Linked DNA regions of Mus musculus: region 2 is linked to region 1. A link is a loop called in an ENCODE intact Hi-C map of the cell type or tissue named here. Cell type or tissue: left cerebral cortex. All regions are shown on one strand. Each heading gives the region's core, and the rest is flanking DNA. Links, peaks and the distances in the headings are about the cores only.

Region 1 (15,217 bases), core at 6,424-8,923:
TCACCCTTGGTTTGTAGAGATCAAGAGTCATTTACATTTTGTGTCATGTTTCCATGTATCCTTAGTATAGTATTCCTATTAGGGATACTGACAGCTCTGCCTTTGCCATCCCTGATGTCTCCTCCGGGAGCACAAGATACACCCAGCGGCATGTGGGCTGTAGATCATTTCCTCCCATATAAAAGTGATCTTTGCAAACTGAAGTCCAAGGCATCAGAGAATACCTGGCTTTTCCACGGTTAGCTGCCTGCCTCTCTTTTAGCTCCCCAACTCAGAAGGAAACATACAGCAGCTCATTGCCTGGCTGATGAGCTTGGGGCAGACAGAACTTGAAAAACATGTATGCATACCCCCAGGAAGGGCACTTTCCAAACAGCATAATTCTCTCTGTTTTAACAGAGTACCCCTTTGTGTTAATAAAACACCAGGTCACAAGTCAAAGTTTGATTCCATTATTGAGGGTTATCTTTGAACTCTGAATACTGCTGGTACAATTTTCCAGATGTCAGACTCTAGGCCTCCCATTCAAGTTAACAGAAGGATAACTAGCTAAATAGTAATAGCTTCTGTAATCTCTCTCTGGTTAGATTAATACTGATAGTTTCAATCCACATACCACTTCAGCCAGTCAACCAACAGACTCCCAGCATTTAAGATAGATAGATGATAGATAGATAGATAGATAGATAGATAGATATGGTGTTAGTGTTTCATAGGATTCAGTGAAAAAGTACACCATCGATCAGAGATTTGGGATGATTTTGAGACACGAATAAGCATCAACATCTTTATAAGGAAACTGAGTTCCATCTTAGAAGAAGTAAAAGCTGGTGTTGATAAAAGACTTATGTAGAGTACCTCCCACAGGTTGCAAATGACTAAATGACTTCTTCCTCCAGATATGATATGGGCCACCAAGACGGTGGATCAATATGAGGAAGAAGGTCCTTTACATACTACCAGGGTCTGTCTGTGTTTAACACCTGAATGACGCTGAACAACAGTGCTGAGCCACCTGGGTGGCTAAATAGCACCAACACCCACACGAAAGCTTGCCCGGCTCCCTGACCTGACCACGCAGAGCAAGAACTGCCAGCTTCCTGGCTAGCAGGTAGTGCTGAGACTTCTCTAGAGTCTGGGAGGTCCCAAGAAAAGCAATGTCTGCCCCCCCCCCCCAAATGTTTGCTTCTGCTAGGAATCTGAGGTGAGGCTAAAATAGCAACTTCGACCTCTGAAAGAAAGGGGCAGACGACGACGAAGCCTCTTTCTCCTGTAAATCTTTAGAAAGAGCTGCCTTTATGCTGGAGATGTGTGGAAGGAGGCAAAGCAGAGCCTGTGCCTAGGCAGCAGGTTTAAGGCTCAAATGGTATCCCACATCCACCCAATCATCTCTCCTAAGCATTTCTCCCTCTACGATTGGTCTGTCAGATCTTTGTTTATATTTACCTACAACTTGATTGCTTCAGCTGTGGACTCTGTCTCAAAAGGCCATCTCCTCACATGGAAATGGAAACTACTCTCTCTAGTGGAAAACAGTCTCAGAGATATTCCGACAGCTAGCGCTCTGCTGGAAGCCTTTCTTCAGCTCGACCTGTAGGTAGGAAGCTTTCAGGCTTTCCTTCTCAGAGCAGTCTCTCCTCCCCGAATTCTGCAGCTTCCTCTACCCTCTATGTTGCTTCTTCCTTTAGGCTCACCCTCTGGGATCCTTGTCACCAGATTCAAAATAGGGGCCAGATACACTGAGCGTTTGGCTCTGGGTGGGGGGTAGGACGTCAGGGAGAATTGGTAAAAAGAGGCCTTGTAGGAAGCTGTTTGGGCTAGACGTCCTCGACTCTGAGCAAGGCTTAAAACGAATGCCAAGCTGCTACCTTGAGGGCCTAGGAACCTAACGTTGTGCCTACAGCTGGGCCCCTGGACCTGACTTGATGTGGCTCTGTCAGGTGGAAACCTTACGACTCGACTGGACCCAACTCTCCAGGGAGAACGAGGTCTAAAACGCAATTCAGCTGTAGCCACAACCGCCTGGTCCCCGGGGCCCGGGCGGAGAATGGCCCCCTCGGCTGAAGCTGCGGGCTGACGCTCGTGTATAGGGTTGCAATTCGCCGTGATAAATGTAAAGACCAATTAAGGTTTGATCCGTGCACACAAGAGGCAGACGGCGGAGTGGAACCAATTAACGAGCATGTCCCCTAATTCCTGCGGCGGCGGCCGGGCGCACCGCCGGTCCCCAGGCTCCCGCCCAACAAGAGCCCCCGCCCGCCGCGGATGCATCTCCCCGCGAGCAGGAGGTGCGGGGAGCGCCAGGGCTGGGGAGGGGGCGCCGGGCGCCCACAGAGCCGAGCTCGTGCGGCCACGGCTGGAGGCTGGGCGCGCCCGGGTGGTCGCGCGGGCCAGCGCGGGAGGCGCCCAGGCGACGCCGTCCGCCCCGAGGGCGGAGGGCTGGTGGCCGCGGCCAGGTAGCTGAGGACTGGAGGCGGCGCAGAGGGGAGGGTCGGGCGGAGACCTCACTTGGCCGGCCTTCCTGCCGCCCTGTTTCCGGATCCCGACCGCCCGGCGCGTGACCTCCAGTGAGGTCCTGGCAATGAGCAGCGCTGGTGATTAACGGCCCCGAGGTCGCGGGCAGTGAGGCACGCGTCCCCTTTGGCCACGCCAGGGTGGGAGGGCGCCAGGGAGCAGAGCAGGGTGAGGCCGCGGGGTCGTTGGTGGCAAAGAGTGAGGATGACACAGTGGGCGCCGAGCGCCAGGGCCGTCCCTCCTAGCCCCCGGGCCAGCGCCGCGGCGGGTACCGCGCAGCAAAGTTTGGAGCCGCGGGCGCCGCGCGCCGGTCCCTCCCCGCGCAGATCCCTTGGCGGAGTCTCTGCTGCCGCCGCTGCCAGGGCAGGACAAAGGCTCATTAACACGTGATGGGACCACGCTTCATAAATGGGACTGGAGCGAGAGCGAGCCAGAGACAGCGCGCGAGCTGAGGGAGAGGCAGGGACCTCAAGCAGGGCGCGGCGACGGGCGCTCGGGGTGGCCCAAGCGGGCGGCCCCAGGCCGGCCAGCGCGGTCAGTGGGACGCCGGGGAGAGCCGGAGAACGAAGCGGGCCTGTCCGAGCCCAGGGGAGCCAGTCCCAGGGGCCGTGGCGCACGGGTGCTAGAGGCCGGGGACGCGGGCGCGCAGACCGACTGACTTACTGACCGATCGCCGCGGGCACGCCCCGCTCCACCCCGCCCCACCGCGCCCCGCGCCGCCTCCCCTGCTCGCTCGCTGCCTCTACCTTCTCCACTTCTTTTCCGCCTCCGCCTCCTTCTGGCTCCCCTGGCGCCAGAGCCTCCCCCTGGCTCAGGCGGGAGCCTGGGCTGTCTGCAGAGCTCTCATAGAGTCTGGGGGCAAATTTCCTTGTAGCAGAGAGCCAGCCCCTTGGCTGGGCGACAGGTGCCGAGGGAGCTTCTGGCCCGTGGACCGGGGGATGCGAAGGGTAAGACCTGGCACAGTGGCGTTTGGGAATAGCTTTTCCGCCTCCCGCCCCCTCGGTACTGGCCAGTGGTCCCCTGGTGTCCTACGCGGAGTTCTTGCTCCGTGTTCCAGGAGAGCAAATCGTGCTAATATGGTGTTTACTTAGCTGTATAGTCCCAGCTTGTTACCTGTGGTCTAAGCTACTTCTGGAGGCTTCTACCATTTACAATTTACTGGATATGCACCTAGCTCTGCATACACTGATGTCTGTTTGTAGAAAATGTGTAATTGTGCATGTTTGGAAAACAGGCACTTGAGTTGATGCTTGACGTCTTTTAGCCTTATCAGAAACTAAGTCTTCCAGAGTCTCTGCACCACATGTAGAAAACGACTCAATTAAATACTAAATGTCATGTAAAGAAATCTATGTTAAATAAGGAACTTCTGATACAGAGCGATAGCTACAGCAGCCATCTCTGTTTAAGGAAAAACTAATATATATAGTATTGATACCTGTGATTGACTGTTATAGGAACATGAAACTAAGAGCTGGCACCAGACGAATGAAGTTGATGCTTTATTTTAAAAGGATGTTTCTTGGTTAAGGCTTACAAGTCACAAATGGAGCATTTCCTGAATGCAAATGTTTGCTATGATAGATGTGAGAAACTGTTGTTTGGTCATTTCAAAGTTTAAAGCAACATGCGTGTTTTTAATTGTAGTACATGGTTTATCTCTCAAAGGTTTCAAAGAGGTGAGAAAAAAATTTAATAACCTATCTATGAAAAAACCTATTTCCTATCTTTTAAATTTTTCTTCCAAATAGGAGCTACTAGCTCTTCCTGCCTTTGTTTATTTCTTGGCATATTAAATCTCCTTGGACATTTAATCTAATAAGAGATTAGAGCAGATTTACTGGTTTTAAGGATGTTGAAAGATACCTCTCTGGGTCCCATAACTTCTCGTTTTTATTGCCAACTTAATTCCTTTGAACAATGGGGAGATGCACATGCTCAGAGGAGACTCCGCGGGTACTGATTATCTGTGGGGTCACTCCTGACATCAGTCTGTTTGGCAGAAAATTGAGAAACTAGGAGTAGCCGACCTCCAAGGTTCCCATAGGACTGACTGATTTAAAGTGCTGGTCTTCTAATCCCAGCTTTTGACAATTTGAAAGGGAGATAGATCTGCTGATCGATTTTTCTCTGCCTCCCCTCCCTCCACGCCCCACCTTCTCTAACTCAGTTACAAGCAATTTTATCCAAAGGAAAGGCCATGAATACTTTCTTAACTGAGAGAAATATATATATATATATTTCTGATTAAATCCACACAGGAACAGAATGCATGCACCTCTAGAATGCTAAGCAGCACATACTGCAGGCTGTTGTTTTTAGGTACACTAGCAGTTGCTCTAGCTGCAAAAGAGGCTTCATGTTGATATGGTTAAAAAAAAAAACTAATCATTTTAGGTCGTTAGGAGAACTTATTGTGAGCAGGCTCTTTTATTGCTTCAAAAGATGTCTCCCGTTTCAAGCAAGGAACAGCCATGGCTGAGGTATGTATGTATGTATGTATGTATGTATGTATAAGTGTCTACTGGGGCAGCTTTCATTGTGCCCCTGATCCTACATGGGGGTGCAGTAATACCACATGGTGGGAATGCTCACTTGTGACCTTCCAAAATGACTATGCTTGCGTGCTCATTGTTAAGAAGACACATCTGATATTTTTGCCCCTACATTTAATGGCATCGGTGGCTGCGTATAGAAATGGAGGTTGTAACTTAATTAATTAAGCCATAGGTGATGAATTGTATATGTAAAGTTTTAATTCTGGGGAAAATCAGACCTCGTGGTGGAGCGGGGCTTGGCTTTGTTTGCTCTCCAGTGTTCCCTGCTTTTCCCCCCTGTTACCCATCTCCCAGCGGACTGTGTTCCTTTCTGGCTTGCCTGTGAGACTGCTCCTCTCTAATAAGCCTCACTGCAGGATCAGTGTGTTCTTTTTGGCATTTCAAAATGTTAAAATAGTGAAATTGTTAAATGTTATCCAGATGAAACTGCTCGGAATGAAATTTTCCAAAAGAACCATGATATTTGTGACATATTATGTATTACAGACAATTCTGAAGGAAAACTCCATGAATCGTTTTATCTGTTTTCTCAAGAAGGAAGCAGCCTCATTGATTGTGTTGATAAGTGTTTAGTATGCTCTGTCAGCTTATTAATTACGAAAGCAAAGCCTGTGAAACTCTCCAAAACAATCTATGACATTCTCCTGTGCTTTGACTTAGAATTAGCATTAACCACAAGAATATTTAGACAGGTTCCTTGGTTTGTCTTGTGTATTGGTCTTTGAAATTAGAGTTGGATTTACTACATAAGAGGAAAGTATTATGAAATAGAGCTTATACTGGCAGTTTAGAGTTCATGGCACTTACCAAATGCTTCTTCCCAGAAAACAGTTGGCCTGATAAATAATTTTCCATAACTAGCTATTTGGGAATTTACAAGGAAAAAATAGCAAATTGAATTTAGTTATACCTAATAACACGTAATTAGTAAAGGACAATTTGGTCATAGCTTCTCGAATTTGGTTAGTGAGATGAAGTCTCTCCTCTAGGATGCTGCCTGTTATTCTTGGGGGTAAGTACATTAGTTTGTTGCATAATGGGCACAGTTCAGAGCTTGGGTTCCCAGCACCTTTAAAGGATGTTAGGTCTTCCCAGTTGAAGACTTGTCTGTCCTATTTTGGTAGTCATCATTTTTGACTGGTCCGGTAGAGTGAAACCAGCCTCTGGATTTAAATTATTTATAATTCTGCTTTTTTACTGTAAACCAAGACTGCAGAGTTTTTGAAAAACCACCAGGGCTGAGTCACAGACTGCATACCTGTATTTTCAGAGTTGTGCTTATTTTTCTCTTACTGGCTGGTAAATAATGAAAAGGACACAAGGAAATAAAAACTTCATTTATGTATTTGAACTCTGGAATTTTGTATCTTCTTCTCCAGATCTCCAGTTCTTTCCCAATCCTGTTCTTATAAAAATGTTAACTGTATGTTATAAATGTACAGGTTCTGTCTTGTGTGGGTTGGGACTTCAACACTTCCCCACTGAACTGCTAATTCTTTAATAACTATTTAATTTGCTTGGCTGTATGTTCTGAGATTAGATTAGGTTTGTCTTATAAAGTTCACTTCAGATTCTAAAATATTTCTTGGATTAAAAGAAGTGATAAATGTCACCCAGAATATCAATGCTCTCAAACTCTATACCACATAAGTTACAAAACAGAATGTGTAGAAACACTTTTTTTTTAACCTATGCAAGAACAAACTTTCTCATTGTTGTAGGTCAAGTAAAAATTTAGGTACAGTGACTTTTTAAATATGTGAAAATACCATTCTGATTTTTAAATGAATACTGCAACTTTGGGAAAATGTCCAAGTTCAAACCAACTACACAGATGGACACAGAAGACACGAAGCAAAAGGAAGTATTCATGTTGAATTAAAACAAGGCTGCTTTGTTTCCAAGATAGGTGCAGATCTGCTCTGGTCTTCTGTGCCCTAATAATCTTGTGCACTTCTCTAGGGGCCCTAAGGTCTGACTCTAGGCTGAGGAGGATCATCACCACACTTGATTATAATTATATCATAAACACCAATGCTTCTGATGAGTTTAAGACAGCTCTTTGCCAGTCTTGATAATTCAAATTTTTTTGGATATTAGAACTATACCAATTGGCAGAAAATCACAAAGTGCATGTTAAAATAGCGCCCATTCGCTTCCTGTTTCAAATGGTATCATGTTATTACAAGGATGCTCAAACAATAAGAAATGCGGGTGAGTGAACGGGGAGGATTAACTCTAGCGCTGGCCACCACCTCGCACCATGATTCAGTGGCTTAATGTTACATGAATGTTTTCCTTGCGCCTGACACGTGGATAATAGGTGTGCTCATGATAGATGGATAATAACACATCAGAGCCATTCCTTGAATGAAATCAGCATAATTGCCTGTAATTTGGAGCAGAAAATACCTACTAAAAGCTTTCCTGGGTCATGTTTCTCCCCCCAACAGGGTATCCTGGCACCCTAGAGCACATTCCGAGACAGAATTTTCTTAGGACATCTAGTTGCATGTACAAACGTTCTTGGTGTCAGACTGGCTCTTTCCCTAAGTTTGAGGAGTTATCCTCATAGATGAGTATTGAACAACGTTGGGACAGACTTTAATTGGAAAGTGATAATGAAATTCTTGAGGACTACAGTAGTTGAGTTTTTAAAGTTGTTGTTGTTGTTGTTTTCCTGTTTTTTTGTTTTTTTCTTCTTTTTAAGGAAGAACTGTTTTTTCCCCAAATGGGAGGAATTGGGCCTGACACTTGTCCTGGTAGTGACCTGAGTTCTGCTCTGGCCTCAACTGGAGAGACTTTTTTTTTTTTTTTTACACCTACACTTTAAGAGACCTTTTGAAGTCTTGCTTTCTTTGTCTTGTTGTCATTTAGTTTAGAATAAACGTGTTGGAACTCTTCCTATGAGAACCCTGGGATTTCAGACAAGCATCTGTTTGTATCTTGTTGCATTACCTGCATCACTGCCATTGTATTTTGTACTTTTGAATACGTTTCATAAACGAGATTTTGCAATTTTTGGAGGGGAGAATGGACTGAGTTTAATCTCCCCTCTTCTAACTCAAAGGAGAGTTTTCCCCTCAACAGTTGGATATCTTATTATTTAATGTTGCCTTCCTGCTCTTGGTTGCATGCTTACTTACCTCTAGTTATGAAAGCTGAGCAGATTTGATCCTTTTGACTTGACCCCTTACTACTCCTTATTAACTCTAAGTAGCATTTAAAATTATCTTTTTTTTTAAACTTTGGAGAGAAGGTGCAGTATAATTTCCTATACTTGATAATGTAATAGCTATTTTTTCCCTACTAGCAAATTCCATGCTATTGCTTTTTAAAGAAAAGCAGAGGCATCTCTCAGAACTGTGCCAGGCAATCTGTTGTGGTGGTTTAATATACTGACAAATGCTCTCACAAACTGTATATGGGTATTTAGATATAATTAAAATACAACGTAACTGGGATGTTTAGTTTTTCAAAGTTTGTGCTTCAATGGGAAGGCCTCTCTCCACCCTTTACCACTTCTTTAGCCATTCTTTGGAGCCATACTTTTAAACAAGAGAATTGTAGTCAGTGTGATAGTGGAGTTGGAACGAGTGCTGCGGTCACACTGCTGAGAAATCCTAGTACCCTTAAAAATCTTTAAAAATTGTGTCCTAAGTCTCTGCCTTTTTGGACATTTGTATTTAGTAATTTTACAGTACTGACTCCCATAGCGAGTAAATCAATATTCTGCCTTTACCATTCATATTTGCTTTTCATACAGCATTCTTTAAAAATCAAATCTATCTATTCTTGTAAGAGACACTCCGTTGAATGCTGTGTGACTATTTTGGTTGGTTAAAATATCTACTCCTTTCAATGTGTCAGTAGCCAGAGTTTGTATATTTTTTTCACCCCTTGCACAAATAATGAGCAAGTGAGTACACATGAAAGGGAAAGCTAGGGTAGTTTAACACATAACTGAGATGGAAAAAAAAAGTATTTTCTAAGAATGCTGTAGTCCTGCCTCAGTGGGAATTTGGCTTTGAGAATGTTCAACTACATTTAGAAGTAACATTTAACTTCTCATAAAGCTACGAGGGAATAATGATAAAGTAACCTGGGGTTCATCTTCATTGTAATAATCGGGAAATGGTTGCTCAGAGTTTATACATTTGAATATTTTTGGATTATATTCCTACAGGCTTATAGCGCCTAGGTACTTAAGAAAGATACCAGTCGTAGGTTATACTGCTATTAGATGCTAGTAGCAAAAGTCTACAGTGAGTCTCTGCCTCTGCAAAGTCTCCATGTTCATTTCCTGTGATGCATCTCTTTATGGTTAGGGAGTAAAGAACAGACACAAATATTTCCCATGTAAGAAAATGAGCTGAGGTGTTCATTTCTTTGACTTTCTAAAAATTCTTCTATCCTCAGCAGTTAAAATGTTCTTCTCAACGTTGTCTAAGAAATGTGTAGCAGTCCTGTCAAGCCAATCATGAGGTTTGTAAATAGAATTAGGAGAAAATGCTAAGAGTTTCCTAATTTAGGTTTGTCTACTGGGTCAGTGTGTATTGCATCTTGAAGTTACTTTACCGGGTAAGATATGTAACAGGAAGTTTGCAGAGAAAGTCTAGAGGAACCCTGAACTGTAGTCAAAACATTGAGGGGTTCCCCAACCCTGCTCTCATTGCTGGCTAGACAGCTACTCCTGTGTTCCAGCTGGACAGGGGTACCCGGGCCGCCGCCCTTTGCTGTAGGGAGCTCTCTTACCTTGTGCAAGTCCTCACACCCTGTTTCGTGCACTCAACACCTGAACTCACCAACAGTCTGCCCTCTCACACAGACTCCAGTCTTCTTAAAGCCCAGCTCCCCCTTGCAGCATTTGGGTCTTCTTTCATGGGTTTCGTAACTTTAAGCAGTGGTTCTTAAATTTCAGAAGTATTTCCTAGAGGTCTTGTTAGCAGCACAGATGTGGCCGACGCTAGCATTTCTAACTCTATCGATCCAAACCGAATTTGCACTCATTAGTTCTCAGAGGCTGCCCTGCTGCTGACTTGGAGGATGCCACTGGCCCGTGTGCTAAGCGTGTGGTGACGCTCAGACTGTTCTCAAGGCGTACAGGGGCCGAGGATCCTGCTCCCTTGCACCTGTCTTACCAACCTAGTCCTTTATCTTCATGTCATTCTTTCTGAACGCTATCCGTTCCGGATCAGTTCAGAATGTTGTAATTGTGCCGCACAAATCCCAGAATGAATTTGACCTTGAATGTGCACAACAGCATAGAGGTTCTGAACTTTCTTCCAACTTGCATGCTTGTAAATCACATCTTCGTGTGGTTTTTTGCATTGTGACTGAGGCCCAGTACTTCTACATTCATGTGTAGGTAATTGTCTGCATCCTGTGAGCTCACTCTGGCTCATCTCCTGTGTTGCTAGTATGCACTGAAAATGTTCTGGCCATTTCAACTAAAGTAACTAGGACTTAAATGTATAGTTTTAAAAAAAATATTTTTTAAAGGAAATCGTGGACTTAAATGACAACATAATTCATTTAAAATTATTCCAATGAGAAAATAGTAGGAAGGGAATTGAATTATTTAGAAATTCTCCTTGTTCTCAGTGGATATGATTATTGGAACTAATATTTGCTTCTCTTGTGAAATATTTCATATTAATCCCAATAATAAAAAAAATTAGTTTCCATTAATTTTCACCTCAGAGTTAGTTATGGTCTGTGTTGATAATTTCATGTTTGCAAGTTAGGTAAATATTTCATAAAAGAGAAATGAGTTTGTTGTTAGAATTGAAGCTGAGCTCTGAGCCTCCCATTTTACGTTTATCTCTTGGCACAAACATATTTGTTTTCAGTAGAATTTTTCTTTACTAATTCCTAATTACTTTCTTGAGGCAAAATTCCAAATATTCACGATTAATTTTTATTAATATATTGAATTTCCTCAATGCCTCTACCTTAGAAAAGTAATTAGAAATTTAATTTTTGTAGGCAGTAGTAATAACCAATTTTAACCTCTATCACATATTTTCTTTCTTATAGTTTAATTAGTTCTGGTGTAAATTTATGAAAGATTGTAGCAGGAGAAGTTGCTCAACCAAAGCAAGAGCTGTGTCCAGTGAATAGAATAACAAATTGATTCCCATGGGCTGATAAAAGCCACTCTATCTAGTGGCTGGGTTTTCACATAACTTCTCTTGACAGGCCATTTGGGAAAGATCAGCGCTTAGCATTCACTTGGGAAAGGAAAAGAAGTCTAATGTAAGAACACTTCTATATGTCTTAAAGGTATATCAGAAGCAGTATTAGGATCCATTCAAGGCTGGATATATTATAGGGATGTCTTTCACAGGTTAATTGTTAGAGTTCATCTTAATTCAGAGGAAACAAGAATCAGAGAAAAAAGTAGGCATCCAATCTTTGCCTATGATTTCCACGTACTGTAGTATACAACTTAAATCTGATTCTGTGAGAAGAGTCACTTGATAGATCATTAGTGGTACATTTTATGTTGACATGTTACATCTTTTCAGGGGGGACATTTGTATGAGACCAAGACTATGTTAAATCTTCTAGTGGCCAATTGGATTTAAAATGAGGGCAACTATTTACCCCTGAAAGCCACTCTGTTAAGTTAGATTTGCACTGTTGCCAATACATGCATCCATTCACTAGCTTGCTGTGTACCAGGTCCTGAGCCAGCCAGGTCTTGAGTCTTGTAGGGAAAGACTGCTGCAAGAGATGGCTCAGCATTGCCCACAGTTTCTTCTGGGAGGAATTCTCAAGGCACAGCTCATACTCTTTAGAATTCTCCCTCCATTATTTTAACTGTGGCAAGGGGTAGATATATGGATAGGTGTTATGATGTGTGACCTAGGATAGAGTATTGTATTCTTTGATTTCTTTACTCAACCCATAGCTATTACACAAGTGTGAAACGTTTCAGAGTAATATGTCATGGGAAATGTTCTTGACTTTGTGTGTAATGTCTGTGCAAGGCACAGAGTACATGCCTGAAGTGTAGTGACTGAGCCTTGTGAAGGCATGTAGCATCCATCGGCCACATTCTGCAGTCACACAGCTGATACTGACACATGCTAAAAGTCTAATAGGCATCCATCTTGCTGGAGCATCAAGTTTACGTAATTTGTCTATGTTGATTCAGCTTCAAGCCTGGGGATTGGCCTTAGGGGTTTCCTCTGTGTTTAAGAGAACTCCACTGCATCTCTGCCCATAGGGAGTGGCTGCTACGAGCTTTTTCTCCACTCACAGCCACCATGTCTTGTTCTGAAGTGAGAGGGGATGAGAAAGGTGTCAGACATGAAGGTGGCCGCTTCTTATCCCAGCTGTGCTGTAGAAGTGTCATTACAATCAACATCCCTGTAAATTGACTAATGAGGCACAAAAACATCCACTCATACCTAATTAAAAATGGTGGTGACTTAGGTTGTATTTATTTCATTGTATTTCAACCAAGGCGCTGCTCCAGAACCAGAAACTATACCATGTAGTTGTTTGTTACGCTTGTCTCTGAAGAACACGGGGCAAGGATGCTTTGCAGGGGGCTCAGGCAACCTGTCTGCTGTCGCTGTCCTTGAATCTTCTGTCCCTTCAGATTTTAATCATTCACTGAGTAATCTTTATCAGGTACTGCTTATAACTGATGTCACTTGCCCAGATCAACTCTTCTATGAAAGAGAGAGAGAGAGAGAGAGAGAGAGAGAGAGAGAGAGAGAGAGAGAGAGAGAGAGAAGGAAGAAAGGAAGGAAGGAAGGAAGGAAGGAAGGAAGGAAGGAAGGAAGGAAGGCAGGCAGGCAGGCAGGCAGGCAGGCAGGCAGGCAGGCAGGCTAATGCATTTTGTGGACTACAGAGTAAGGGCTATGGATTGAAGTTCCATATTTCCTTCCCCAGAACATTTGCTCTTGAACATTTTAGGCAAAGCTTTTGCCTTCTGAACCTGAATTGTCTGCATGCAGAATGGGGATTATAATACTATTTGTGCCACATAAATACTAAAGAAAAATAATGTGTCATTCAGATTATTCTTAGGCAAGAATTTAGGGAAATTCAGATTTTCTTTAATATGCATTTATTCATCCGAATCTAAGATTTGAAGCCAAAGAACATATTTGGCTTTTCTTTAGACTTAATTTATATGCTCATGGATTATTCAAAGTGAAAACACCACTTCATCTACAGATGAAAGGAAGAAAAACTGAAAGCTACGCTACACCATTGACATCGTGTAGTGTATTTTAAACCATTACTGTGAAGACCTTGATAATGAATTGTAAAGATAAAAGCCCAGTACCTGGGTTCTTCATATGTTATGGTCTAGAATAATATATAACTTTCTACTTCTAATGAGTAAGTCACATGCATAAGAAAGATAAAGACAACCCTGTGAAGTTTTTATTGACTTGAAAACTGTGTATTCTTTTCTAGGAAAAGGCTGCTTCCCAAACCATATTCTTTCCGGACTCTGGAAAATATCTCTCTTTCACAGGAAAGGTCAAAGCACTTAGTAGGAGCAAACATCTAAGCCACAGAGCAGAAGTAAATGGTAAATGGAAATTATCTCCCAAGTCAAGACAATTCACAGTATTGCTGGTTCACCTGTGTGGAAGGCTTTTCCTGGGGCACTGTCACCTCACAGTACTTAAACCTATGTAATTTCAAGGCATCTTTTTCTTGAGCCCTGCAATTAAATTTTAACAAGCCAGTAAGTGTTAAATAATAGGGCACATTTCACATTAGATTTGTAAGGAAATATAGCCTTGAAAGTATCTTAATGTCACTAGTTCATACTAATTGATATTTTTTAAGAAGGAAAAAAAACCCCTCATACCTTTGTTAGTAAAGAATAGAGCAGTGAAAATAGTGTGTTTCATACGCTCAATTTCTCTTTTACAAAATATACTAAAAGCCAAAGCTTTCAGAGCTAGTCAAGCATTAACAATGGAATGGAATACATATACATATTTACGTGTGTGTGTGTGTGTGTGTGTGTGGTGTGTGTGAGAGAGAGAGAGAGAGAGAGAGAGAGAGAAAGAGAGAGAAATGGAGCAGACAATAATGCAAGGAAGAAATATTGTCTACTTCTGACTGAATTATCAGGATACTTAAGTTAACTCTTTATTTACACAGCTGTAGAAGATGATGGGAGAGGATGCCCAAACCGCTTCAGTAGTTCCAAACCATAGAGAGTAGTCGGTAAGCCTAGTCATTGTCGCCTGCTCAATTGGAAGCAGAGCATCACTCCCTGGGTGATGCTGCTACTCTGGCCATGGAGACCATGACTTAGACATGATACAGTTATAGTAGCTAACTAGAATGTCTCCTGCTAACTTTAAAGAAGTAGATGATCAAGGCACTTTTCTTGAGCAAATCAGTAGAAAGCAGACTTATTCTCAAGAATAAATTGAGAAACAATGAGTACATCCATGAGGACCTTGAGTCTTTTGAACCCCTCATGTGACACTTCCACAAGGCCACCCAAGCAGCAAGTAAGGAAGTAATTAAGGAAAGAACAAGATTTTCAACATGGATCCAAACTGCCATATTTGGTCTTAACCCTGTCAGATTAGATATCACGAGCTTGTTACTGTCTCATTTTAGCATTTATAAGCTTGGGATATTAGGGAATATTGGCACTGTGCCAATATAGTCTATAACCATATTAGGGCATACCCACCATTCTGATGCTTTTAGAGCCTCTCTATATTTATGGACATATAACCTGCAATGAGAAAACAGCAGCCTATTACCTGTTATCCCAGAGATAGTACTCAGGTCAGAATTGCAAGATCCAGTCGCATCAGTGACAGACACCTAAGTTATTGTAATGCCTCTCTTAAAGTAGACAAACAAAACAACCACAAAACCCAAGCAGGTCCTCAGAGTAACTGCTGTCAAATTATACAGACAGACTTGGCAGCCCTAGAGGTCTTGGTTTCAGGCTTGTTCTACACTCTGCCTATAGAACACATGGCTAGCTTGAGATATTGTTTGGGATTTTGCTGTTTTAATTTAGTGACAGGGTCCTGCCGTGAGAGCCTATGTTGAACTCATGATCCACCGGTTTCATTTACCCAGGTACCAGGATTACAAGCATGGACTCCCACATCCAACTTTACACATGAATGTTT
Region 2 (15,217 bases), core at 5,013-7,512, 440 kb after region 1:
GCTCTAACAAGCTCTAGGCGCAACTGTTCACATCAGCCAGCCCCACATATGTACACAAAGCTTCCAATGAGCTGTTCAGTTTCAGTTCTTAGCTACAGAAACACAGATAAGTTTTGCCAGAAATTGGAGGAAAGCTTCCAACATAAGGAAAAAAAACAAAAAAACACCTAGTACAGGTGCGAGGCACATAGGAAACTGAGACAACATCAAAAGCAGGAGAAAATGTTGCAGAAACTGAGAGAAACCCAACTGAAGAATTGGAAAACAAGCAACAAAGTTAAGGCTCTGATTTGAAGAAAGCACTCACCAACATATAGCTTCAGATAAGCAGTAGAGAAGTTAAAAGACTTCCTTTTTATGAAAATACAGTGTTATTTGAGAATTCCTTCTAGATCTTCCTCCATGTCACTCTCTGTCTTAGTCAGGGTTTCTATTCCCGGACAAAACATCATGACCAAGAAGCAAGTTGGGGAGGAAAGGGTTTATTCAGCTTACATTTCCACATTGCTGTTCATCACTGAAGGAAGTCAGGAGTGGAACTCAAGCAGATCAGGGAGCAGGAGCTGATGCAGAGGCCATGGAGAGATGTTCTTTATTGGCTTGCCTCCCCTGGGTTGCTCGGCCTGCTCTCTTATAGACCCCAAGACTACCAGCCCAGAGATGGCACCACCCACAAGGGGCCCTCCCCCCTCCCCTCGATCACTAATTGAGAAAATGCCTTACAGCTGGATCTCATGGAAGCATTTCCCCAACTGAAACTTCTTTCTCTGTGATAACTCAAGCTGTGTCAAGTTGACACAAAACTAGCCAGTACACTCACCAAACAAAAAAACTGGACAAAAATTAAGAGCGCCATAGCGCTCTGTCTTAGGGTTTTACTGCTGTGAACAGACACCATGACCAGGCAATGCTTGTAAATGACAACATTTAATTGGGGCTGGCTTACAGGTTCAGAGTCCTTACAGTCCATTATCATGAAAGCAGGAAACATGGCAGCATCCAGGCAGGCATGGTGCTGGAGGAGGTGAGGTTCTACATCTTCATCCAAAAGAAGCTAGGAGCAGACTGTTTTCAGGTGGCTAAGGGGAGGATCTCAAAGCCCACCCTCACAGTGACATACTTCCTCCAACAAGGCCACACCTACTCCAACAAGGTCACACCTCCTAATAGTGCCACTCCTTGGGTCAAGCAGGTTTAAACGACCACACTCTCATTCCTGTGTTCCTTACTATCTCAATCCCTACTATAACTTATTACTATCTTATGTTAATGTTACATATTCATTATAATCCATTTATGAATGAAGAATTTTGTCATCAATATTAGACACACTAAAAGATGTGCTCATCTGGGGCTGGTGAGATGGCTCAGTGGGTAAGAGCACCCGACTGCTCTTCCGAAGGTCCAGAGTTCAAATCCCAGCAACCACATGGTGGCTCACAACCATCCGTAACGAGATCTGACTCCCTCTTCTGGAGGGTCTGAAGACAGCTACAGTGTACTTACATATAATAAATAATAAAAAAAAAAAAAAAAAAAAAAAAAAAAGATGTGCTCATCTGTGGGTTTGGTCAAATCTATAATGATATGTACATATCATCTGGCAAATTAGTTATAGTTATATACATAGACATAGATGATATATAGATACCTATATCATAATACTTTATGAAATAGTTTCACTGTTTGAATATCCATTTCTTCTCCATTTCTCCTCCACAAACTCCTCATGATCGTCAAACATTTCACTGTCTGTACAATTTTATCTTTCTCAATGTATTGTATAGTGAGAACAATGCAGTTTTTCCAAACTAACTTTGTTCACTTGGGATATGCACATGTGTTCTCATTTTTCACCTCTTTATTTCACTAATACATTCCATTGTGTGGGGGTTCCATGGATTCTTTACTCCACTCACCTATTAGAAGACAATTGCTTCCAAGTTCGGGCAATTATAACTCAAGCTGCTGTAAATATTTATATGAAGGTTTTGTACAACTTCAGCTTTGAACAAACATTTGGGTAAGAGCTATGCACTAAGACTATGTTTAATTTTATAAGAAATGAAACACTCACCCCCTAAAGTGACTGTGTTTGACATTCCACCAGCAATGGATGAACACTCCTGTTGCTCCATTTCCTTGCTGGCATTTGGTGGCATCTGTGATTTGGACTTTACAATATCACATATATGCAGTGACTTGTTATTCCTTGTGACATATCATGTTTACGTTTTGTACTTAACTACGTTACACAATGGTGTCTGTATGTCTTCTTTCATTAGCTGTCTTATGTTCTGACCATTTGCCTATTTTTAAATTGAGTTGTTTGCTTTCTTGAAGTTTCTATCTTGAATAGATTATTTTATCAGATACATACTTTGTAAATATTTCCTCTCAGATCGTGACTTATTATCTCATTATTTTAAAGATAAAAACATTTCTTCTTGGGGGAAGAGGGGATGTGAGGGGAGGAACTGAGAGGAGAGGAGGGAGGAGAAACTGTAATTGGGATATAGAATAAATAAAATTGAAAGTTAAAATGTACAATCAAATAAGTAAAACCCTTTTATGATAGACACATGTAAAACATGTTGTGTATAAACAGAATCTCATATAATGTTCAATATGTGCACCCATTAAATAACATTTAAACATACTTATCTTTTCAACCATTTTTCATTTCTTGTGGTAAAAATTTCTAAGTCTTTTCTTCTAGCTCTTTGAAATACACTGTATATAATTGCTGCCTCTAGTCACCACTCCCTTGATAGTAAATACATTTGGGCAGGCAGCATTTAGGAATTTGTCTCCCTTGCACCTTTTCTTAAAAAGCTACTAAAAGATGCTAGTACAGATACAAAAAAGAGAACACAAAACCTGGAAAACAAGGCCCACTGTAAAAAAAAAAATGCACAAAAGAAATTCCAGGGTGAACAGTAAAGGAAAGTCAGGGACAACCCAACCAGCATGAGCTAACCTGGAAAAATGTCATGATCTTGGCGAATGAAGGGTAAAAGTGAGGGCACAGAAAGGAAAAAAATGCTGTCCTTTTGGTAGTATGTTAGCCTTTTAATATTTTTATGTTTCATAAAGGACATTCTATTTTATTTACAGTAAAGAAACATAAGCAAATGATACAAATATTAGAGGTACAATCATTTCTGTGTTTGTAGGAAACTTTGTATGATTCCTTTGCAAAGACATTCAAATCCTTTAAGTAAAACCCTGCTCAATATGCATATAGGCAATACACAAGACCTCCTACATAATCAATACACAAGACCTCCTACATAATCAATACACAAGACCTCCTACATAATCAATACACAAGACCTCCTACATAATCAATACACAAGACCTCCTACATAATCAGTGGATTATATATTAAACTTCATTTAATACAAACATCATAAAATAATTGCTATGATACATTGTCTAGGGAATAATGATAAGAAAGGAGTTTGACCTTGATAGACACAATTTAATTTTTTTAACTTGGTTATATCTGTAGGTGCAGAGTCAATGGATATTGAAAGCTGACAGCATTGTAATGTGCCCAAAACAAAACTGACAATAAAAATCTAGAGATACTTGTCCTAGGAGCAGAATGGAGGTTAGAGAGCTCAGAAAGAATTTTACAGAATAAAATAGAAATGACAAATTATATAACAGGTTTGACCATGTGAAACTTACATTAAAAAGCCATTTTATAAAGCTTTTCAAATGGAGAAGACTTATGATATGTCAAAAAAAGTGAATCGAGTGAAAATAACCAACATTAACATCCAAAACCTAAAACATACCCAGAAGACAGACAAATGTTGCCACACTGTAAGACTGAAGTCAAAATTAAACAATAATGACAAAGAAACTAACAATCAGGTATCTAACTAAAAATTAAAATATAATTATGGTACCAGCAAGATGGTTAAACAGGTAAAAGAAGAAATAATAAGCTGTTAAATCTGGCTCTCACTCTGTCAGTCTGAGTTTCCCGCTGCACAGCACCCACCCACTCAATACTCCTGAGCATACAGAAGTGTGGGGGGTTGCATGGATGGTTCCCATAAGGCTTTAGAGAGTGGCACTATTAGAAGGTGTGGCCTTCTTGGAGTAGATGTGGCTTTGTTGAAGGAAATGTGTCATTGGGGATAGGCTTTGAGGTCTCAGATGCTCAAGCCAGGCCCACTGTCTCCATTTCTTCCTGCTGTCTGTTGATCCAGATGTAGAACTCTCAGCTACCTCTCCAGCACCATGTCTACCTGCATGCTGCCATGTTTTCCACCATGACAATAACAGAACTAAGCCTCTGAACTGTAAGCTAGCTCCGATTAAATGTTTTCCTTTATAAGAGTTGCTGCGGTCATGGTGTAGAGCTGTATATACTCTATATGCCTGCCCCAGCTCTGAGTAAAGACACAAAGACTTACATTTATTAATATAGCTTTGGGACTAGCTTACTCTTGTTCCTGACTCACTCATATAACTTAATTAGCCCATTTATACTAATCTAAGTTCTGCCACATGGCTTGTTAGTTACCTCACCTTCACTCTCAGGCTGTTTCTTCCTCTGTATCTGGCTTGATAGCAAATTCTCCCATACCTGACTCTTTCCTGAGTTCCTATCTCTACTGGAAGTCCCACCTAGTCTCTCCTCCAGATTTTTTATTAATCCAATCAGGAGGTAAGAGAGGATGTTTACAAAATATGATGAGAAGTGTGGAACACATTGGGACTTTGGGTTAGAAAAGCAGTTGAATCCTTTAAATGGAGTTTAGTGGGTCATACTAGTATAAGCATGGAAGACAGTGGTGCTGAGAGTGATTTGAATTGTGGATGCCTGGCTCAAGAGGCTTGGAAGAGAATATTAATATGTAGCCTAGAGATCATTCTTGTGGTATCTTGGTGAAGAATGTTGCTGTTTTCTCTCCTTGTCTTTAAAAAAAAAAAAAAAAAAGCCTTCCTTAGGTTAAATTGAAGAGCTATAGACTATCAGCTTTATCAGAGGACATTTTCAAATAACCTATTATAAACTATGTTTTGTGGCTATTAGTCGCCAGTCTTGTGCAGATCCATAATGAAAAGGAGCAAGCTGAGCAAAGGTAAATACAAAGTAGACTGTTGGAGGAGAAAAGGGGCACCAGGATGTGTGATGAGATGGAAGAAAAGCCTGGTGCTAGGTGGAGTAACAGACATGGTGATCTCAGAGCAAGATCCCAGCCAACTAGGCTTCTAACTTGTGAAAAGGAAATTAAAGAAAAGCTAAGGGCCAGGTGTGGTGCTGGTTCATGCCTTTCGAGGCCAGACTAGTCTACAGAGCAAGTCCCAGAACAGCCTCGCTTAGGATATGAAGGAAACCATCACAAACAGAAAGGAGTTAGAGATATGAAGAGTATTTGGACATCAGAAATGAGGATGCAGTCTGGAGTTTGCTTTGGTTTGGTTTGGTTTTCAGTCTTGCTTTGGTCCAGTATTTCTTCATGTTGCTCCCTTTCCATGCTTTTGGAACAGGAATGTATATACCCTGTGCCATTATATGTTGAAGGTATGTGATCTTCTTTTTCATTTTGTTTTCACAGGGAATTAGAGTTAAAAGTTTGCATGAGATTCAGAAGAGAGGTTGAACTTTGAAGTTTTAAACAATGCTGCTACTGTGATCGACTATGGGGACTTTTGAAGTTGGACTAAATGTAGCTTTCATTATGATATGGCTACAAGCCTATGAGAGCCAGGGAGTGGAATATGGTGATTTGGATGAAAATGCCCACCCCCACCCCCACCCCCATTAACCTCATAAGGAGTGGCTTCTCTGGAATGTACCGAGGAACAATTACATCTGACCTAAGTGAAGCTTTTGTTTCTGTTAGGTAACTCTTCCCCTTTGGCCTCTCCCAGACCCCGGCAGAAGCCTTAGAGACATGGGGATGGGAGTGCTGGACTGTAGGCTCTGGAGCTGTTAATCCTTCAAGTCTCTCTACCCCAATCCCAAGGTACAGAGGCAATGGAAGCAATTCTGCCATGGTTTTAGAATCTTAGTGATAGAAGGTAAACATAATTCTCTCAGGTCTTCTTTACTAAAATTCTCTCTCCCTTCTCCCTCCTCCTCTGCAGGAAACTGGTGTGGGAAGCCACATGTGCCATTGCAGAGTGGCACTGACTACTGCTGGCCATCACGCATAAGTTTGGACAAACAACCAATGTGTACATATGCAGTAAAGTTTTTTGCAAAGACACTGCCTGGCCCGGGCATGATAATGAGGCTTTGAGAGTATAACCAATCAGATGTGAGACACGCAAATGAGGTATGATAATGAGGCTCTGTGAGGTACAGAGAGAGAGAGAGTAGCCAATCAGATGAGGAACATGCAAATGAGGCTTAGTGCATAACCAATCCGGGTGTGAGACACGCCTCTCCTAGGCCTATATAAGCAGCACCAGTTCTGGGCTCAGGATCTCTTCGCCTCTGCAATCAAGCTCTCCCAATAAACGTGTGCAGAAGGATCCTGTTGCAGCGTCATTACTGCTGGCCAGTCCGGCGCACGCAAGAAACTGGGCCAAGCAATAACATACCATGGAAAAGCTATTTTCTGTAACTCTCTTATTCCACAGAGGCTCCCTCAGGTTTAGTTCCAGGTTCTTCCTTGGAGACTCCTTGGTGAAATGAAAACTTCAGGGCTCATTGGAAAGTTGGTTGGATGGTGTTTTGCTGGAGCAAACACATGAAGGAACGTTTAGCTGAAGCAGACAAAGGTTAAAACAAACACATGAAAGGGCATGTGATGAAGGATTCTTTGCTAACAACACGCATGTGTTGGTCTGCCTTACATTGCATAATTGAGCTGCATTTGTCAGGACACCAAAAAAAATTCTGGTGGTGTGCTGCAGTTCCTTGCCGCTTCCTCAGACTTCAGCTAATGGACAGAGTGATGTCAACTTAGATGCATGTGCTGAGGCAAGACCCGTGGAGGTCACTTGATGTTGGGAGGGTATAAATAGGACTCAAAGGACAGTGACAGGCTAATCTAGGCTTGCTTATAGAGCTAGCTGTACTACGCATGTGGGTCTCAAGTCTTCACTGATTTTCACTGCGTTGGAAGAGGCACAGCTGCTCCTGGTGTCTCTCCTGATCCCTCCTGCTGACTTGTGCGGAGGCTGAGGCCTGGCTGTCTCTGCTAGGTAGTGCCACCTTTGCTGATTCCTGTTTGCTTTCCTGACTCTACTGAACTGGACTGCTGGTGTATCCGTGAAGTATTTGCAAGTGGATCAAGCTGCCACTGCTAACCTGTGAACTGAATTGTCGATTTCCAGACAACACAAACAGAAGTTGCTCCAAAAAAACATTTCTAAACAGGTCCACTTCCCCCATATCCTTTCTTTCCTACTACCTTTGGTGGGTGAGGGCCTAGAAGGGAGGTTAAAGCATTTAAGAACTATCATTAAAAATAAGGCTTGAAAAAAAATTAAAGTTATACCTTGGTGTAGCAGTAAAGAACTTAGCTGACCCCCTACATACCTGTGGACATGCAGTCAAGTCTAACTTCCTAAAGGAAACATAGGAAGGTGATATTTCCCTGCATCTTATAATTCGGTAGTACTGAGAAGTTGAATAAATTGCTCAAAGTTGCCCATCTAGACATGTGGCAGTTTGGCTCCAGGGTAGGTTTGTCACCTAAGCCCTGGTTAAGTGTCCATTTCTCAGTAGAAGAATCCACCACCCATGCAGGTGTCACCCTTGACACAAAAACTCTAAGAATGCTAACAGTCGTCCTTTTGCCTGCTCCCAACAGCACTTTAGAGAAGGTGCACAGTGTGCTTCTGTAGTGGGTAAGGATTTCAGCTTCTCCCCGTAAACACAAGACCTCACCCAGTGAGTATTCATGGATCGACGTGCCTTTGAGAAGGCTTCACGTAGTGGGAGGTAGTGGTATTACCACTGTACTGGGGCCTGTGGGCATGCATCTATGCTCATGGATGATGATGTAGGAGACAAGGCCCACAGGAGAGCTCTCACATGAATGCCCTGGAGTGTGAAATGTTAGGCTAAGCCTTGTAAACTCAGAGAATTTACTAAGACAAATGGTTTACACAGAGACAGGTTTACCCATGCCTTTCAACATACAGTATCAGCCTAACCAGAACAGCCACTGGATTTCAGAGACGTGTTCCCTTGAAGGTTTTGGAATCTGCCATAGATACTTTTTGTAATGTTAATTCTAGGATAGTAACGCTCCAATGCCCTAGAAGAAAATCACGACAGTGATAAAAATCTGATTACAATAATTTTGTTCAGCAAAGAATCGCTCCAGCCAACTATTTAACAGCCACCAGAAAAGGAAAGATATGACCTGTTTGGTTATCTCTCAATTCAGGCAAAAAGCAGGCTGGGATGGACTCTGGAGCCTGGTAATGAAGACCTCCATGGGCTCTTCTGTTCTCAGGTATCTTTAGCAGCTTGCACTGTAATGTTATGGATACCATACTCACCTGTGGAAGAAACACCCACAACGAAGGGTTAGCCCAGTGATGCAAATGTTCTTAAAGTAGCAGCTTTCTCTCTCCTAGCTAGAGCCTCTGGAGCTGAAAGCCGCAGAGGTAACAGAGTGTAATCCATCCGCACTTCATCTGGAAACAGCATCATTTCTTTGAGCTCTCTGGAGACCTCGACTAGAAAAAAAAGGCCCAAGATGCCTGTCAGAGCCAACAGTGCCTGTCTTATTTTATACATGGGATGAAATATAAGACTCTGGGCTCCATTAGCAGCAGGCTTCGTTTTCACCCCAGGAAAGTGGCTTGACATAACCACATCTTACTTGTTCTTTCTTACATTTTTTTTAATACAAATGGCCTTAAAAATCCCCTCTTCCGCTCCCCACACCACAGCCCCAGGCACCTAGAAGCCATATCATCAGATTTTATAGCCAGATAATGCGGTCCTGAGAAAGCTGCCTATGTATATGGTTGAGGTTTTTTTAAAAGAAAAAAAAAATAATAATAGCAAGGCTGCAGCCTGATAAAAGGAAGAAGTTTGCTCTCTAGTGGCTGACTTAGAAAAGACTCTGGAATCCACACAATGAGCTACGTGAAAAATAAGAGGGGATTTGACAGTGCTATCTGGGCTACAAGGTCTGAATAATTCTTTTGGTTTTATTGACTTTTAGATGTATTTTTCCTACACTGAAACACTATGTCATACCAAGTGTTTTGTGAATGTTTTTCCTTACTGAAGTACTTCTTATCATTAAGTCATTCCAGTTCTAAAGTTTAAGGGTAGCAATTAAGTTTCTGCTGTTTTATTAGCGTGTTGTACTTTTCAAAAGCTCTATGGACTGGTTTAATACCATATAATTAATGTTTATTATAGACACATTGCCCATTAATATAACATCATTAGCTCCTTTTAAACCATTTTTAGATCTTTTCAGAAAGATTATTTAGCATAATTAATATGATGCTAATTAATATCATTTCATTACTCTTCTTTCTATAACAGCTCCGTTTATAATATTTTACAATATGAATTACAAAATAAGAAAAAGACTGTTCTTTATGCCTCGCTGTGAAACCACCCACCTCCCTTTGTGATTTGCTTTTCTATTTATTCTCCCACAGTTCTGCCTCTTCCTATCCAAATCCACACTACTTCCCATAGCTTTCTTCTGTAGTGCCTATCAGACCATGGGCAACTGAGCATCATCCCCGAGATCGTAAGCTTTGAGACTTATTGAAAGTAAGGGGGATGCACAGGAAGATTTCACCTATACAGTAGATCAGGCTGGCCTTAAACTCTTGAAGATCCATCACAAGTGCTAGAATTAAAGTTGTGTGACAGCACACCTGACTTAATTATTTGCTCTTATTTTACCTAGGCAAGGAGAACCAGGAGACATAAAAATGTCTAACTTCTTCAAGAGGTCCAAACACAGAGAAAGCAAAGTACTAGAAAATGTAAGGATTGGTCATGGGGTTCTCACTGGGGTAAGGGCACTGTAAGGGGTTGTTAGCAAAGAGAATGACTTATATTTATGAAAATTATCCCAGCTACTATGTGTAGAGAAAGTGCCACTACAAGGGCAAGAGGCTAACAGAGAACACTTTTGGAAATGGTTGTAGACCTGCAGCCTAGAGAAGTCAGGAGGTTAGACAAGAGCAAGGCAGCTAAGTTGCAGAAAGTGGACAGACTTCTGCCTTATGTTAAATGGAGCTAAGTGATGCTGCAGCCAAGCTGGGGGTGGGCTTTGGCTGAGCAGTGGGGAAGAGGACCACTGAGGACCACTTAGTAGAATTAGATGCTGGGAGAAAGGCCTGTTGGGAGGATGAAAGCTGAGGAGAAACGGGGTTCTGATCCAATTGGGTGTGGTTCAGTTTAGGAGTCCATTCCAAATGAAATGTCAAGTAATCTCTCAAGAGGGGATTTCTGCACGACCAGGCCTCTTTCTGTCAGAAATGTGGAGTTTAGAGGCAAGTCCAGATGTGTGATTCACGTTTAGAAGAGCTCAGGGTACGATTGGTCAATCCAAGGAGAGAATTTGGGTGGAGAAATGAATAGGCCAGGAGCTGATATTGGGCACATGCATATTAAATAAAGAAGGTATCAGTACCAGCCAGGGAGACTGAGCAGACTCGATCAGGAGCAAAAGGAAAAGTAGAAGGCCACCAAAGAAACAGCTAAGAACATCAAGTGAGAGGCAGATGCAACTGTGACCATCAAATCTGGCAAAACCCAGGTTACAGGTGACCTTGAAGAACCCATTAGGTGCAGTGATAGGGACAGAAGCCCCCTTGTGTTTGTGTCAGTTTCGAACAGGCCTTTAGAAATTCTTTCTCCATTTGGCTAGGAATGGCCCCTTCTTAGAATAGGAAACAAAACACCCATGGAAGGAGTTACAGAGACAAAGTTTGGAAGTGTGACAAAAGGATGGACCATCTAGTGATTGCCATATCCAGAGATCCATCCCATGATCAGCTTCCAAACGCTGACACCATTGCATACACTAGCAAGATTTTATCGAAAGGACCCAGATGTAGCTGTCTCTTGTGAGACTATGCCGGGGCCTAGCAAACACAGAAGTGGATGCTCACAGTCAGCTAAGGAGCTAAAGGGATCTGCAACCCTATAGGTGGAACAACATTATGAACTAACCAGTACCCCAGAGCTCTTGACTCTAGCTGCATATGTATCAAAAGATGGCCTAGACGGCCATCACTGGAAAGAGAGGCCTATTGGACACGCAAACTTTATATGCCCCAGTACAGGGGAACACCAGGGCCAAAAAGGGGGAGTGGGTGGGTCGGGGAGTGGGGGGGTGGGTATGGGGGACTTTTGGTTTAGCATTGGAAATGTAAATGAGCTAAATACCTAATAAAAAATGGAAAAAAAAAAAGAAATTCCTTCTCAGAGCAACCAGAAAATGCAGAAAAGAATAAATAACTGAGAAGCCGGCCCTTGCTGAGCTTGCTGATCGTTTTGGAGGCTTTGATCTAGAACCATCTTCTACGAACACTTCCATAGTCAGGGTGTCCAGCAAAAGGTATTCCTGTGTGTAACAAACGGAGCTTTTCTCAGGCTCACAAACAACTCATCTCCACCATAGATTAGATGGTGAAGTTACAGCAAGTTGAGGTGGAGGAAAAGAATAGCGAGAAAGAGATAGATTTGACACGTAGGATGGAATTTAGGAAGACATAGGGAAAGACGAAGGGAAATAGGGAGAACAGTGCCTGAAAGGAGGGGGATGTTTTTAAGAATCAAAAAATAAAAGGATCAAAAACTAAGAAAAGAAAATATTTAAAACTAGGAAAGAGGTGCTGGAGAGACGAACCGGTGGTTAAGAGCACTGGGTGTTCTTCCAGAAGACCTAAGTTCGATCCCCTGGACCCACATAGCAGCTCACAGCTGTCTGTTATGGCATTCCAGGGGGTCCGACACCCTTACGCCAATGCATATAAAACAGAATTATTTTTAAATCGTAGGAAAGAAAGGATTAAAATTGAAAATTATTAAAATAAGAAAGGAAACTGTTAAGAGTATTTTTCTTCCTAGATGTAGCTCAAAATAAAACTTTTAAATATATGCCAATTTCAGAAACAGAATGCATGTGGTATATGTTCTACTTCAGATTATGTATCCAGGATTAAGGAGAGAGTATACTATGCAGTCAGGAGGGATCTTGCTGTGAGCAGGATTAGGGGAGCTGCTTGTTTTCTGAGAGTGTAAAAGTATCACATAGCTATTTTAAAATGTTTATGGCTATTCCCATACAGGTGAGTTTCAGCATAATCAGATCTCTTTTAATTTTTATTTTTAGATTATAATATAATCACATTCCTCCCTTCTCTTTTCTCCCTCCAAAACCTCCCATATACCTCCTTCCCACTCTTCTTCAAGTTCATGGCTTCTTTTTGCATCAATTGTTATATCAACAAGGCATGCTTTCTCTCTTGTTGAGCAGGTCTTAAGCCAAATTAGAGAGTTGTTGGTTGCCACCAAGGAATATGTGCCACCACTGCACCCAGAGGGTTATCATGCCAAACTGGTCAAAGATATGATTTATAGGCATCATACCTGGACAGGGCTACTAGTTGCCTTTCTCCTTTGTAAGCTTGTGTGGTGCCTTCTGGTGCCATGAAAGCTAGTCCTCAGCTTAGTTCCAAGTCATGGATCTCTCTGAGCCCTGTTTCTAAAGTGCATGGTGTCTTCAGCAATAGCAACTTAAAGTCCACCACTGGGACCAACATAGGGCAACAGCAAAATGCTGTATGTTTTGGGAGTCTCTTGGACAGCCCTGATCAACAAGTCAGAAGAAGATATCTTATGTCTGGTACTGGGGTGGTTTCTCTTAGGGCACTTTGACTCTTAGAGGGAGCATTTGCCAATCTAGGTTAAAAATTAAAAAAAAAATAAAACTGTATGTGTATGTTTATACATGGAATTTGGCATTATAGTTTTGGAGGTTTTTTTAGGTAAATATTTTAAGGTAAATATTTGATTTTTTAAAATGTAGGTAAATAGTATCATTTCTTATGGCCATTTCAGACATCCTTGCTGTTATTTCACTCACTTCCTTTCTCCTCCTGGGTTTATGTCCCTCTGCCCTCCCTAAAGGGTCCCACCTTTCCCATTTCCCATATTAGATCCCTTGTATCCTGCTATTATTCCCCTCTACTCTGTTCCTATCCTACTTCTGTATTTTTCTTGCTCTACCTCCCTGAGGAGAACTGCTTTATCCCATCTTCCTGATCAGAATGCTTGTGCTCTGCTATTCCCCCTGTCTACCCACCCTGTCCTGGCAGTAGAACCATTTTACTTTCCTGGTTTCCGAAGTTACTATGAGCTGTGTTTTCACATCTGAAGAATTAGAGCTAACAGACTCCAATATGAAAGAACATGTGGGTTACCTCAATCAATACAATCTTTGCTACTTTCATCCACTTACCTGCAAAGTTCATGATTTCATTTTTCTCTTTACCACTGAACAGTATTCCATACTGTGTATGTGCCACATTTTCATAATCCGTTTGCTTGTTGAAGGATGTTTAGATTGCTTCTGTTTCCTATTGTGAATAGTGAGCACCATTGAACATAGCTTAGCAAGTATCTACGGAGAAGGATGTCAAGTCCTTTGGGCATATGCCACGGAGTGATATAGCTGGGTCGTATGGTAGATTCAGTTTTACTTTTATGAAGTTCTTCACACTGAAGAATGAAAGAACCATTCATTCTTCCATAATGGCTACACCAGTTTACAAGCCCACCAACGATGAATAAGTGTTCTCCAGAAGTTTTGTCTGTTATTCTGTTGATCTTTGCCATTCTGACTGAGGTGTTAGGAAATCAGTAAGTTTTTTATTTGCATTTCCCTAGTTCTAAGGGAAAGTAAACATTTTGGAGATATTTTCTAGCTATTCCATTTAGAATTCTCAATTCAAGTCCTCTCTATATTTTTTATATTAATCCTCTATCAGACGTATAGTGGGCAAAGATTCTCGCCCGCTCTGTGGGAGTCCTAATCCCTGACTGATTGTTTCTTTAGATATGCTGAAAGCTTTTAGTTTCATCAAATCCCACTTGTCAATTGTTAGCCTTAGTTCTTGGGCAAATGGAGTCCTGTTCAGGGAGACCTTTGCTTTAATATGTAGGGTGCTGCTTATATTTTTCTTCTAGCCATTTCAATATTTCAGGTCTTTGATTCACTTGGAATTAGTTATTTTTTTTACAAGATGACAATTATAGGTTAAATTTATTCTTCTGCATGCAGACAGCCAATTTTTCTAGCACCATATGTTGAAGATTCTTTCCTTTCTCCAGTGTATATCTGTGGCATCTTTGTCAAATATTAAGTGGCTGAAGTTACATATACTCACGTTTGGGTCTTCAATTTTGTCCCATTCATTGATCTATATGTTTGTTTTTGTGCTTGTGCCATATTAATATAATTGATATACTATTAATATAATTAATTTTTATTAATATAGCTCTGTAATGTATCTTAAGATCTGGAATTATAATTTCTTCAGCATTGTTCTTTTCACTCAGGATTATGTTGGCTCTCTGGAGTCTTTTGTGGTTCCATATTAATTTTAGAATATCTTTTCTTGTTTTTGCATAAGATGAGATGGAGACTCTTGACTAGGATTGCTTTGAAGCTATCGCTAGATTTTGAGAAGATGATCGTTTTCACAATGTTAATTCTACCAATCGATGAGCGTGGGATGCCTGTCTACTTTTCTAGCGTCTTCCTCTGTCTCTTTCTTTAGAGGTTTGCAGTTTTCATCGTAAACATTCTTCACTTCCTTGGTTAGATTTACGCCTATGTATTTTATTTCCTTTGAGGTTATTGTGAATGGATGTGCATCCATGATCTCCTTCTCTCTGTGTGTTTCTTTTAATGTATAGGAAAGCTATTGATCTGTGCAAGCTGATTCTGAATCCTACCACACTGATGAATTTGTTTACTTATTTCTAGACATTTTCTAGTAGAATTTTTGAGATTTCTAATGTATAGTATTGCCTTACTCAGTGTTCTATTGCTATGAGGAAATACTACCACCATGGCAACTCTTATTAACATAATCCATTTAATTGGTGCTTGCTTACAGTTTCAGAGGTTTAATCCATTGTCCTCGTGGCAGCGAACATGGTGGCATGCAGTCAGATACAGTAGCTGAAAGTTCTACATCTGTATCCAAAGGCAGCAGGAATAGAGAGAGAGGCACT

The links. A loop is a pair of places that touch in the nucleus more often than their neighbours do. Peaks named below come from ENCODE experiments on the same cell type or tissue, not always from the same donor. Only the 100,000 strongest peaks of a DNase experiment are listed, where the experiment ranks them.
Region 2: it touches region 1 in a loop (10-fold over the local background); 5 of 42 quality-filtered maps call a loop at or near these places.

The regions. Positions count from the first base shown.
Region 1 is chr4:33,921,698-33,936,914 of GRCm38, forward strand. It overlaps Cnr1 (cannabinoid receptor 1 (brain)), which reads left to right and starts at 2,947. Exons shown (of 2, transcript NM_007726.5): 1 at 2,947-3,461. In left cerebral cortex, for the core only: no CTCF peak of the experiment used is centred there; DNase peaks (open chromatin) are centred at 7,388 and 8,561; H3K4me3 peaks cover 472 bases.
Region 2 is chr4:34,362,843-34,378,059 of GRCm38, forward strand. Gm46882 (a long non-coding RNA gene) reads right to left here and starts at 8,987. Exons shown (of 2, transcript XR_001784527.1): 1 at 8,488-8,987; 2 at 3,052-6,709. In left cerebral cortex, for the core only: no CTCF peak of the experiment used is centred there; no DNase peak of the experiment used is centred there.